Regions from separate parts of the Mus musculus genome. Here region 2 is linked to region 1. The links are chromatin loops, found by intact Hi-C in ENCODE. Cell type or tissue: heart. All regions are shown on one strand. Each heading gives the region's core, and the rest is flanking DNA. Links, peaks and the distances in the headings are about the cores only. Region 1 overlaps Crim1 (cysteine rich transmembrane BMP regulator 1 (chordin like)). Region 2 overlaps Crim1 (cysteine rich transmembrane BMP regulator 1 (chordin like)).

Evidence for each region. Peaks named below come from ENCODE experiments on the same cell type or tissue, not always from the same donor. Only the 100,000 strongest peaks of a DNase experiment are listed, where the experiment ranks them.
Region 2: it touches region 1 in a loop (4-fold over the local background); 4 of 42 quality-filtered maps call a loop at or near these places.

Annotation. Positions count from the first base shown.
Region 1 is chr17:78,359,428-78,364,807 of GRCm38, forward strand. All of the region lies in intron 13 of Crim1 (cysteine rich transmembrane BMP regulator 1 (chordin like)), which reads left to right. Among named protein-coding and RNA genes, the nearest start is that of Gm52306, 27 kb to the left of the region's middle. In heart, for the core only: no CTCF peak of the experiment used is centred there; a DNase peak (open chromatin) is centred at 3,124; H3K27ac peaks cover 349 bases.
Region 2 is chr17:78,242,118-78,247,497 of GRCm38, forward strand. All of the region lies in intron 2 of Crim1 (cysteine rich transmembrane BMP regulator 1 (chordin like)), which reads left to right. Among named protein-coding and RNA genes, the nearest start is that of Gm41620, 37 kb to the right of the region's middle. In heart, for the core only: no CTCF peak of the experiment used is centred there; DNase peaks (open chromatin) are centred at 2,814 and 5,104.

The DNA.
Region 1 (5,380 bases), core at 190-5,189:
AAATGGGGATATATATGTATATATATATGCATATATGGGGATATATATATATATACATATACATATATACTACTTCTTGCATGCACATATATCCATCAGAATCAAATGTAATAACCATTTGCATCACCATCGTTAAAAATTTGTGAATTTAATGTTACGTGGTTTTTAAGTCATAATGTTTAGGGCACTAGAATTTAAGATTCCGATGTGTTTCCTTAAAATTAAAAGCTTGTGCACATTATAAGGAACTTGCCTTGGAGCCAGAGTTAAGCTTACAACTCTAAAAACACCCTGGCTCCGTGTCTTGGTGACAGGATACAATCCACCTCAGTTGCCTCCTGTAAAGGAAATCCTTGCTTCTCAATGGTAGTGTGTAAAGGAAGTGAAGCCATGTGGAGATGTAAGCCCAGTGTGCATGAACCCTGGCTCAGTGGTCCACGGCTCCTACTGTACAGACTGACTGCGGTCTGAACAGTGTTCACCTAATGACAAACACAGCACATCTCTGTGATGACCATCTGCAGGATGGGCATCCCTGTCCAAGTTCGAGGATGGGACCCTGACGTTGGGTTTCAGAAGCTAGTGTCACGTGAGGAGTTCACGAGCTACTTGTGTGGTATTCACTGTGACCCTGTGTGGAGGGCACGCTGTCCTAGGGAAGCCCCATGCCTCCCTTCGCCTCCTTTCATGGTTGCCAGTCACAGCGGGGGGGGGGCCCCAGACTGTCACCATCACTGTGAGAACGAGTATTAAAATTGCTTAAGCGAAAAGAAGGGAACAAGAGGTGATGGAAAGGCAGCAGAAGCAGAATGGGCCCTGCGTATTGTTTAGAGGGTGCGCAGAGGAAAACATTCCGGTTGTCATCTACTGTACTAACTTTGGAACTGGTCTAAAGTTACCGCACCAAAAATAAACAGTGTTTGATTTCAGTTTGCTCGGGTCCTGCCCTGCACACTAGAAACATCTCCGTCTGCGTCTTCCATGCACAGTTTTTGTTTCTCCCTTTAGCATCCTTTTCAACATTGTGAACAGAGATTCTTATGTTTGCAGTTGACTCAGGGAGGACCGCTGGGACATAGCATCTGTCTGAACCCCTTGCCAAAGGATGGCTTCATATTAAAGAGGAAGGCTGAGGGCTGGAGGCTGGCACTGGGGTCTCAGAGCGCAGCAGCATCTGCCCTTTCCTGTTTATTTCTGTACAAGAGACCAAACCTGATTTTTCTACCTGCCAGTGATAAGGGGTGGGTGGAGACTTTTTCCCAGAAGGAGCCACTTGGTAAGGCCCCCTGGACGATGCTGGCAGAGAATGGCTCACAGTATGAAACATCTCCTGTAAGGGTAGAGAGTAGGACATCCTGCTAGTTAGATTTTTCTAACAAGATGCAATACTCTGACATCCTAAAGAAAGCTGTATGTCTTTTTCTTCCTTTTTGGAGCTACTTTGATCTTGCATCGTTTCTGCCTGCCATTTAGAATATGTTTATTCATTTCCAAAATTACTTTGTTGTATAATCTCCATGCGCACTCAGACATACACACACACACACACACACACACCTTACTGTGAAATAGTAGGCATAGCTATAAAACAACACTTCATTTAAAGTTAAAATGAACAACTTCTTTGAACTTAATCATTGAAGTGCCCAACCAACACACAGTAGATAATAGAACAAGAATTACATTCTCTGAGAAATCGTGTCCTCTTTGCATGCAATAGGGATCACCCAAAAGTCACTGCCAACCAGCTGGTCAGACTTCTGCTCGTGGAACTCGGGAACATGTATAATTCTTCTGTTGATTTGAAGCAACCATTTTATTGCACTATGCTGAAGAAACTGGAAGTCTCTTTTGATCTTTATAATAGAGTTAGACTTCACATCCGGAGAAATAGATGAACTGAAATAGAACTGGGTTTTGAAGAAAGGACTTTGATGGCCACTGGCTTATGGCAGCCATACTACATGATAATGTCTGTCTCTTTTTTTATATGAAAATCATTAAGATTGGCTGGTTTTCCTCATTGAAATTGATCAGGACTTGCATGCACACAAGTCCACTTGAGCTCCCTCTTCACGCTCTTGGAGTCTGCTCTGTCCCTTTAGCCAGAGTGCTCAGAGCCTGCACCTACTGACCTGTTGGTTGTTTACTTAAATTCTAGCTTCTTAAAGTTTCTTTTTAAGTCTTTCCTTTACATTTAAAAAAGGGGGGGGGATAATTACGTTAGTTTCTCAAGTGGGCTGCTCACATTGTATGTGTGACAAACATGACACTCCAAACATGACACTCATTTGCCCAACTGAAGTTGATAAAGAAAAATTATAGTACAGGCCAGGGATATTTAGTGTCTTTATCAGAAAGTGTGCCTTACTCCTTTCTGGGTTAGGAAGAGGAATTGTAATGCATTATGGGAAGTGTACACTGATATTGCCTGTACCCATGTAAAGAGCCAGTTGTGGCAGCATACATCTGTAACCCTAGCAGTGAAAGAGGAGAGACACAGACAGACCCTCGAGCTTGCTAGCCAGCAAGTCTGGCAGTTCTATGTTCAGTAAGAGAAACCACAGCAAAATATAAGTTGGGGACACACATGCACACAGTGCACACACACACACATGTGCATACACAGACAAATGCTAAGCTACATACACACACTTCAAATTTCAAGCTTAGTCCCCACCCTGAAGTGAGCCAGTCCTTTGGCACACCCACTAAATGTAAGCCTCCATGTTGCTCTGAACGCATGTCCCAGAGGAAATAGGCCCTGTTGGCGAATGAAGCCAAGAGTTAAGAACAATACTGTGAGTGTGTGTGCCAGCATTTCAATACCTATGGAAGGAAAAGTGGTCCCAGAGTAGTACTGTGCTGAACTGATATAAACGGGGATTTCTTAAAGCCACAACACCTTTTAGCTTCCTGGCTACCAGGATCCCAGAGTAAATTACTTTCCTGGACTCTGTAGTGTAGCAGGAGATTTAAAAGAACTGATGCAATTTCTAAAGCCGCCTGGCTTCCTCTCAGGAAGTGACTCCCACACCATGACCACCACAACAGAATTAGAACCCAAAGTGTCCGTCCGAGAAGGTTGCCTCTGAGGCAGAAACCGAAACTGGAACGCAGGTGACAGTGGGTTTGGGGTTCTGTATCCTTCCGTGGAGGAAACAGGAAGCAGCCCGGAGACACTTCCTCTGCAGAGGCTCATATGTACAGCACTCCTCGGAGTCAGCGGGCCTCTGGGTCCATATGAGTGACTCCTGGGACTGTAGGTTGAATCCAGAAAGAGGCAAAAGGCACTGTGGCTGCCAAAGCCATTGGCGAACTTTATTTTGTAATTAGAACAGCTCAAGTAGTAAAAGCCGGCTCCAAGGGTCACAGCTTGTTAAGCTTTTATTCTTATCTTGAAAAGACAGGAGATGGTCAAGTTTAGACAGTTGAATTCAGCCTAGCTGGCATAAACATGGAAGGCTTGAACAGTTGTCACCTTTTTTATAACCAGAATCCAGGACAGACAGAGGGGAAACCACACTGAGTGCTGCTCCAGAAAGGGCACTGGATATTTGTTACGTGCTCCTGGGCTGTACAAGATACTGTTGCTTGAATTTGCATACAGAGGGGAGAGAGAGAGAGAGAGAGAGAGAGAGAGAGAGAGAGAGAGATTCTGTGACTTAAACAGCCTCTGTCATGTAACCATTGTGGCAAACCTATCCCCACCATAAGATAGCCCACCATGTTCACCATATTGACAGTGTCCAAAAAACAAAACAATTACCTGAAAGAGGCCATTTCAGATTGAATCTGATAAGGTCAGACAAGGGGCCCCTGATGAGGAAGTAAAATGCCATAGCTTATCAAATCAAGGTATAACCATTGAAATAGTGACTGTCTCGCCTGAATATTTAAAGCATTGGCCCCTGATGCCATTGCCAGTGGAAAAGCCCAGAGCTGTCTGATGCTAAGGCAGTGTCTTCCGGATCGTGCTCATGGGATGTTTAATCCCTAGTGTATTGGTTTTAAAAGGAAATGTTTTTTTTTGTATCGGTGCTGTCCCTGATGTTTTCCTTGGAACGTTCTCCTGTCGTCATTCTGTTGGTAGGCAAGAAGGCATGTGTGGGTTGGAGAACCATGCCCGCGCTGGTTCCTGTCCCACCCCGACTTCCTGTCCTCAGCTTAGATGAGTGACTTGACTTCCACGGGCCTCGATTTTCTGTAGGATTGAAACAATCACTGTGTCCACTGAGCTGTGGAGATCAAATGGAACTGACTGACTCATGTGAAATACTCATCTTGGTGCCTGGCACATAGCAGTCATCCAGTAAGTGGAAGTTACAAATAATCCAAGCAAGGTATTGAATAGCCGAAGCACATGATGTCATTGTGTGCATAAGCAGAGCAATGCGGTGGCATTTGGGAAGAAACAGATAGCGTGTACACCCAGTAGTTACATTGAAACTCGGTCCCTAGGTCTGCATTCCTCACCAGGCTAGGTGCTTTGAGTGGCTTTTTCGTAATCTCACTTAGGCTAAGTACAAGAAAACTTCAGTGACTCGTAATTCATTACAAACACCTTCAAGTTGCATAGACTCGCCCCTGTTTTTCCATTCTGAAGGTTTCTTAAACCTGTGGTCCATCTAGCAACCAACATCTGCTCTATACTGTGTCAGCCTCTACCGAAGTCACTAACTTCTCAAGAGAAACCGAGTAAAAAGCAAAAATATTTCTAGGAAGACTCATTAACCAAAATCTATCTTACTATTTCCTGGGCCAGATGGCACCTGCCCTGGTAAATTGGGACTGTCTTGAAAGCAAGAGTCACATCTGCTTGCTTCACATGAAAATTCACTATTAGCACAGTATGGCTTGGTTCTTAATACCCTATTTAGAGAAACATATTTCGTTGCAATGAAAGGTTTTGGTACTTTGGTTCAGGTAGACTTCTCAAGCAAGACCAGGAATGGTGTCTTTGACATGGGGCTCAACTAAGAGTCTTGAGTCAGGCTCTCTGCACACCCTGCCATACACTAATTCTGACCCACCTCAAGTCCAGCACCAGCTTAGCTTTTGCTGGGCACTGAGTGTATGGGGTGGCCTCAGAGTTTCTGAAGGAAGCCAGTGCACATCGGAGCCAACACAAGAAGTGTCTGCCTGCCGGCTGGCATCTGCTATGCCCTAAACATCTTCACACACAGTTTTTCAAATCTGATCTCAAATCTGAATGAAGTCATTTGCAGATGAACTGAAGCTGAACGTGACTTGCTTTTAGGGTCTTCAGGGATGAGTAGAGTTTCAGGGGAACCATGATAAACAACTGGTCTGGTAGCAGTCAGCTCACATGTGTGGGCAGTTCCCCAGGGGCTGCACATTCCTTAGCGGGTCAGAAACT
Region 2 (5,380 bases), core at 161-5,160, 120 kb before region 1:
TCTGTTCTCTGGAGCCAAGCTGGTTTTAACAGGGAAACAGACACCATCTATTCTTATGGGGTTTGTTGTTGTTTGTTTGCTTGCTTTGCTTTGCTTTATTTTGTTTTTCTTTTTGGATATTGAGGACCTCAGAGCATTGGCTTTTAACTAAATTTATTATTTCAGTTCTGTCTGAGGAAATGATATTGTTTCTTTCTAACACATTTTTAGTTTTTTTAATACTTTCAAGTTTTTCCCTCTGCAGGGTCAGGGGCCAAGACTAGATTTTATTTCTGATGGTTTTCTTTCTCTTGGTCTCTTGACCCCAGTACAAGCTAAGCTTGGTGGCCTCCTCAGGATTCTTGGTTCTTGTTGCCATTTATAATGTTTGTCACTAAACAAAAATCAACTAGTATTTTGAAAACAGCATTGCACTGTGTGCTCTCATAGACCATTCACCCCCAAAAATTGTTTTTAATGTGTATATGAGGTAGAAGTAGGGGGTGCTCACAGAAAACACCCACAGAAAAAAATGTGTTAACATGATGCATTTATGTCTCCTGTGAAGCACTCCTCAGAAGGCTGTCCTGTTTCGCTGGCCTGATAGAGATGCTTCCAGCTGCAGTAAGAAGGCTGCTGTCCTGTCACATAAGTACAGAGACGGCAGAGACGCTGGTCTTTTCCCTTGCAGGTTTCCTCCTGGGCAAGTCCCGTAGGGAGGGCCTGGTGTCTCCTAGTTTTCTCAGGAATCACCTACAGCAAGGGACTTTGCGTGACCAGGAAGCCCCAGCAGAAAGGGCTCCTGCTGGCTTTCCTGACAGTGAGTAGGAGGGCCATACAGTGTTTATACAGATCTGCCTCCCCTCCCCAGAGAAGTCGATTCATTATACTGGCCAAAGAGAACATTGTGTGTTTAATCACTAGAACAAGTTTGAACCACCTCTTGCATTGCTTCTCAAAAATAAGGAATAGGCTTCAAATTGCTTCACTTTAAATATTAATGCACAGTGGGTTCACTGTGCAATTAAAGAATTCTTCCAAGTAAATGTTAAAAAGAAATTAAAAGGCGATGGAGGCATTTTACCTGTTATTCGTTAGTGGGTTGCAGGATGGCTTCATGGGTAAGGATGCTCACTGCTAAGCTTGGTGGTCTGCATTTAATCCTTGGAACCTGTGTGATGGAAGGATAGAAGGGACTCCTGCAAGTTGTCTCCATACACACATGCACATCCAATGCAAAAATGTAGAAAATTCTTATTATCACCACTACTATTGATATTAGTATTATGGCACCACATATTAAAGAGAAGGATAAATTCAGAAGTTAGAATATGAAGAGATCCTCTGTTTGTAATAGAGGTGGCCCTTTGCATAACCTACCTGTCTGATCCTAAAGTACGAGGGATGCAGCTAAAACCTCATGTCTTTGGATTTTTGTGTAAATTATACCGACGTCCTACATGGCATTAAATATCAGTGCCCTCAAAATATTCCCTAATGTAATATTGACTATAATGGGAACAATAACATTGTGACGATTGGCTCACAGGTCATAGAAGTAGCTGTACATAACTGTTGGTTATTCAGGAACTCCATGTAGCAGAGCTAAACTTACAAGGCTCTTCTAACAACTCATGAGTCTGTTGTTCTATTGACAAGAGGATAGACACGGGCTGTGTGTTGTACACCTGATGAGGTTTACCACACCTGGGGGACCCTTCGTGGCCTCTTCAGACCGCTGCAAAAACATATTCATCGATGATTCAACACATATATTTAATTATCTCCCTTCTCCTGCCCCCCGCCCAAAGGATAAGCTCAACATATGTGTCTTTTAGAGACTCAAGCAAGCGGCTTTTGGGGAAACCTTGCCCTCTCAACTTTAGGGCTTTAGTATTTGCAGGTTTCTAATTGTTAAGTCAGATTCTTCATTAAAAGGATTAAATATAGATTCTACTTTTCTTAAGTGAGTTAGTGCCAGGTTATGCTTATGATTGCATTGCTTTATCTCATAGACACTGTCTTAAATTTTAATTTTAAATGATTCCAATTAATATTGCCTATCAACTTTGGAACTGCTAGGTCTTCTTGTGGCCAAGTGAAAAAAAAAACATATTATCCTCACCTTCCAGATGGCACAAGGATCTCATTACTGTCAGGGTCCCCAATGGTTTCTCCTTTGGCTGCTTAAATGCCATTTACAAGTACTTACTCTGCTTACGAAAGACAGTAAGGCCTTTATGAAATTTAAAATCTGAATCACTGCCTCATTTTTTTTAATAAAGGCAATCATGAATTGATAATACAGTGTGCTGTTCTCTAAAAAAAACCCTTTTTTATAAAGAACTCGAAAATAAAACATCACACAGCAACATCAACTAGATTGCAGGTCTGTATAATGAACATCCACATAAGAGTATTCTGCTTTTTCATTTGGGGAAAATAAATGCCTACACACACACACACACACACACACACACACACACACACACATATATGGAGGTGTGTGTGTGGTGTGTGAGTGTGTCTTTAAATGACTTTAACCCCCATTTCATGATAGGAGAAAGAAAACAGAGTCAAAGTAAAATATTTGAAACAGTAGACTTTTAGCTTAGGTTAAGTCAACATTTTAAAACTATATACTATAGGTATAGATTTTTAGAAGAATTATTGTTCAAAACATGTTTGAGTTCATTGCCAATTTGATGGCCTGATAAGCGGCACAGGAAAAACAGAAAGGGCTCCGAGAAGGCGGAAACCAGTGTCAAGTATCTGGGAAATAAAAGCAGGAAGCTCCAGGAACTTGGCCTCAGACCAGTTAGAGAGAACAGTCGCTTGAAAACCACTCACGTTACCTGCATTCTGGCTGGGAGACATCATACAGTGACCTACCCTTCTGGGAGTTGTGGGTTCTCCTGCTCTTCAAGGAGATAGGAGGAAGTCCTGATTAAAGATGTTGTATCCCTTGCTAAGAGAAGCGTGGTAGGTAGGTAAAGAGGGAAGTTTTCTTCCACTGCACTGGGAATGACCACAGGAAGGACTTAGTGTCATGTGAACTTTCATTTTAACATTCGAGCAGTGCTTCCCAGGCACGTTCCATAGGCAAGGACTCTTTTGAGGTCCTGTGCCATTCAATGATTCTTCCCTTTCTTTTGTTCGGTCTTAACCTCTTTAAGAACATACACAACTACATTTTCCAGTCCTCTCTTATGTCCTAAGATGTGCTCAATTCTACCAACTCCCTGCCCATCCTTGTCTAACCCTCGTGTTAAAGCAACACTGGGCGTAGCAGAGAAGGTTTTTGCTTCACATGTAATATGTCTTATTTTAAAATGAACACACTGTGCGTTTTAAGAATACATCAGTTATTGTTGCTAAAAGACGAAATGCATCCTGGCCTCAAGCTAGGGAAGGGGTGCTCTTTCAGAACCAGCTTTCAACTTTCTGTTTGTACCTCCAGGAAGTGCTAACCAGATGCTGATCTAATGCCTGGCTTCAGCAGGTTTAGGGTTTTTTTTTCTCCCCTGAGTGGCTCTGGGCAGCCCCTCCTGTGTGTGTGGTTTCTAACTTGGCTGGAGATGACCTCTCAGGTTTTCCCAGGGTTCAGCGTGGGCTCTGTCACACGTTGCTGCTGAGTGGCTGCCTGGCCCAGCTGTGTCCAGCTGAACCCTAGCCCTACACACACACGCACACACACACAAAAAAAAAAAAAAACATTTTCTTCTATAGAATCCCAGCCCTCTGAGTGGCCACAGGGACAGCTAGGTGACATGAGCACTTGCTGAGATTCCCCCAGAGGGAAGTGGGAGGTGGTTCTTCAGTGCCTGAGAACAGACCGGCTGCTCTGAGCTGGGTCATCTCCACCAACCAGAGGGTGTGGACCATCCCAGGTTTCCTGAGCCACTCGCCGTTCAAATGTGTGCCCCATTCGTTAGTGTCATTCTTATTCCCAGGCCATTATCTGGTACCGTGGACACTTCACCCAAGTCAGGTGAAGTGTCCACAGTCTTTTTACTAGAGAGAGGAGGGGAGTCTATGAGAGGAAGCTCAAGCATGATTTTATGAGCACAGTGGCTTTAATGTGAATCTGCCTTCTGTCAAAAGCTGATGGTTTCAAGTGTCCGTATGGCCTGTCAGGGTAGGGAAGGATTTTTTGGTAGACTTATTTTATGCTTTTCCAGGCTTGCAGTATTGCATGTTTATTAGTATCTTGGTTAAGAGGTCATCTGGGAGGAACAGTTCCTTAAATATAGGTTTTCTTTCTCCTTCTCCTCTCCTCTCCCCTCCCTCCTTCTTTCCTTCCCTCCTTCCTTTTGTTCCTACTTTTTTTTTTTTGGAATGAAAATGGAAAGATCTTTGTGAATGAAAGGGACAAAGTTGAATGCATACAACTCCACACAGATGTGCCCCCCTCAGCTCCCAGTAAGAAGCTAGTTTCTCCCACTTGCAGCTGAAAGTCACCAGGATCAACCTTCTGTGGAGCGTGAGGGTGACTTCGTTCGTCCTTTTCCAGGATTGATCATCCCATCGTGTTCTTTCCAGGCTTGTGTTCGCCTCAGAACCCCAGCCTCACGTTTCGCTTTTTTTTAATACACTTTCTTACCATCTAGGAAGATGTTCACCCAGGCAGTGACATACTCAGGACAGCCAGATGCAAATGGAATGGCGCTGAGCGTGGGAGCTGAGGGAGATAGACATTCATGAGCAACAAAAATCAATTGGACGGAGTTTTAATTAGTTGCAAAGCCCTTCTGTGACTCATAGACAGGCTGTTTACCTCTAGATCTGATGTCTCTGTTCCTTGTGAAATGTGCGACTTTCTCAAGAAAGTCATTTCAGGGTTCATTAACATTCAACCTTTGGTTTAAAAAAGTTTAGAAATGTCCTACTCATAAAATTTGACACATCCCCTAGTACTTATTGACTGCTGCCACGCATAGGGTAGTAGCCTGGGCACTCAGATAATCTCTTTGGGTATGGGGTTCCTCTTGTAATGGTGTATGGGCGCTAAGACAAGAAGAGCAGCCCACATAAGCTGCTCCTGCTGCTGGAGTCCTGGGCATTGTCTTTTCTATGGCACCTTCCTGCTTTTGATTTGTGACCCCTGTTGCTCAGTGTTTTTTGCATCAGGAGGAAGTGATGCAGTAAGTGGTGACTGCAGAGCTGGGGAGGGAAGAGATTAACACAAGATGAATTAATGTGTGTGTGGTTTTCAGGGGCTGGACTGTTCCTCTGAATCAAGGATGTATTCTTTGTTTCTGGCTGACGACTTCCTAGTTTTCCAGCGGGTAGGGGAACCTTTTATTCTTTTCTCTGTCGCTGGAAGTCTTTTTTTTTTTTAATTTTTTTAATTTCCCGAAAAGCAAGTACAGTGTTTTCTGCTTATCAGCGGCCTTTCTTT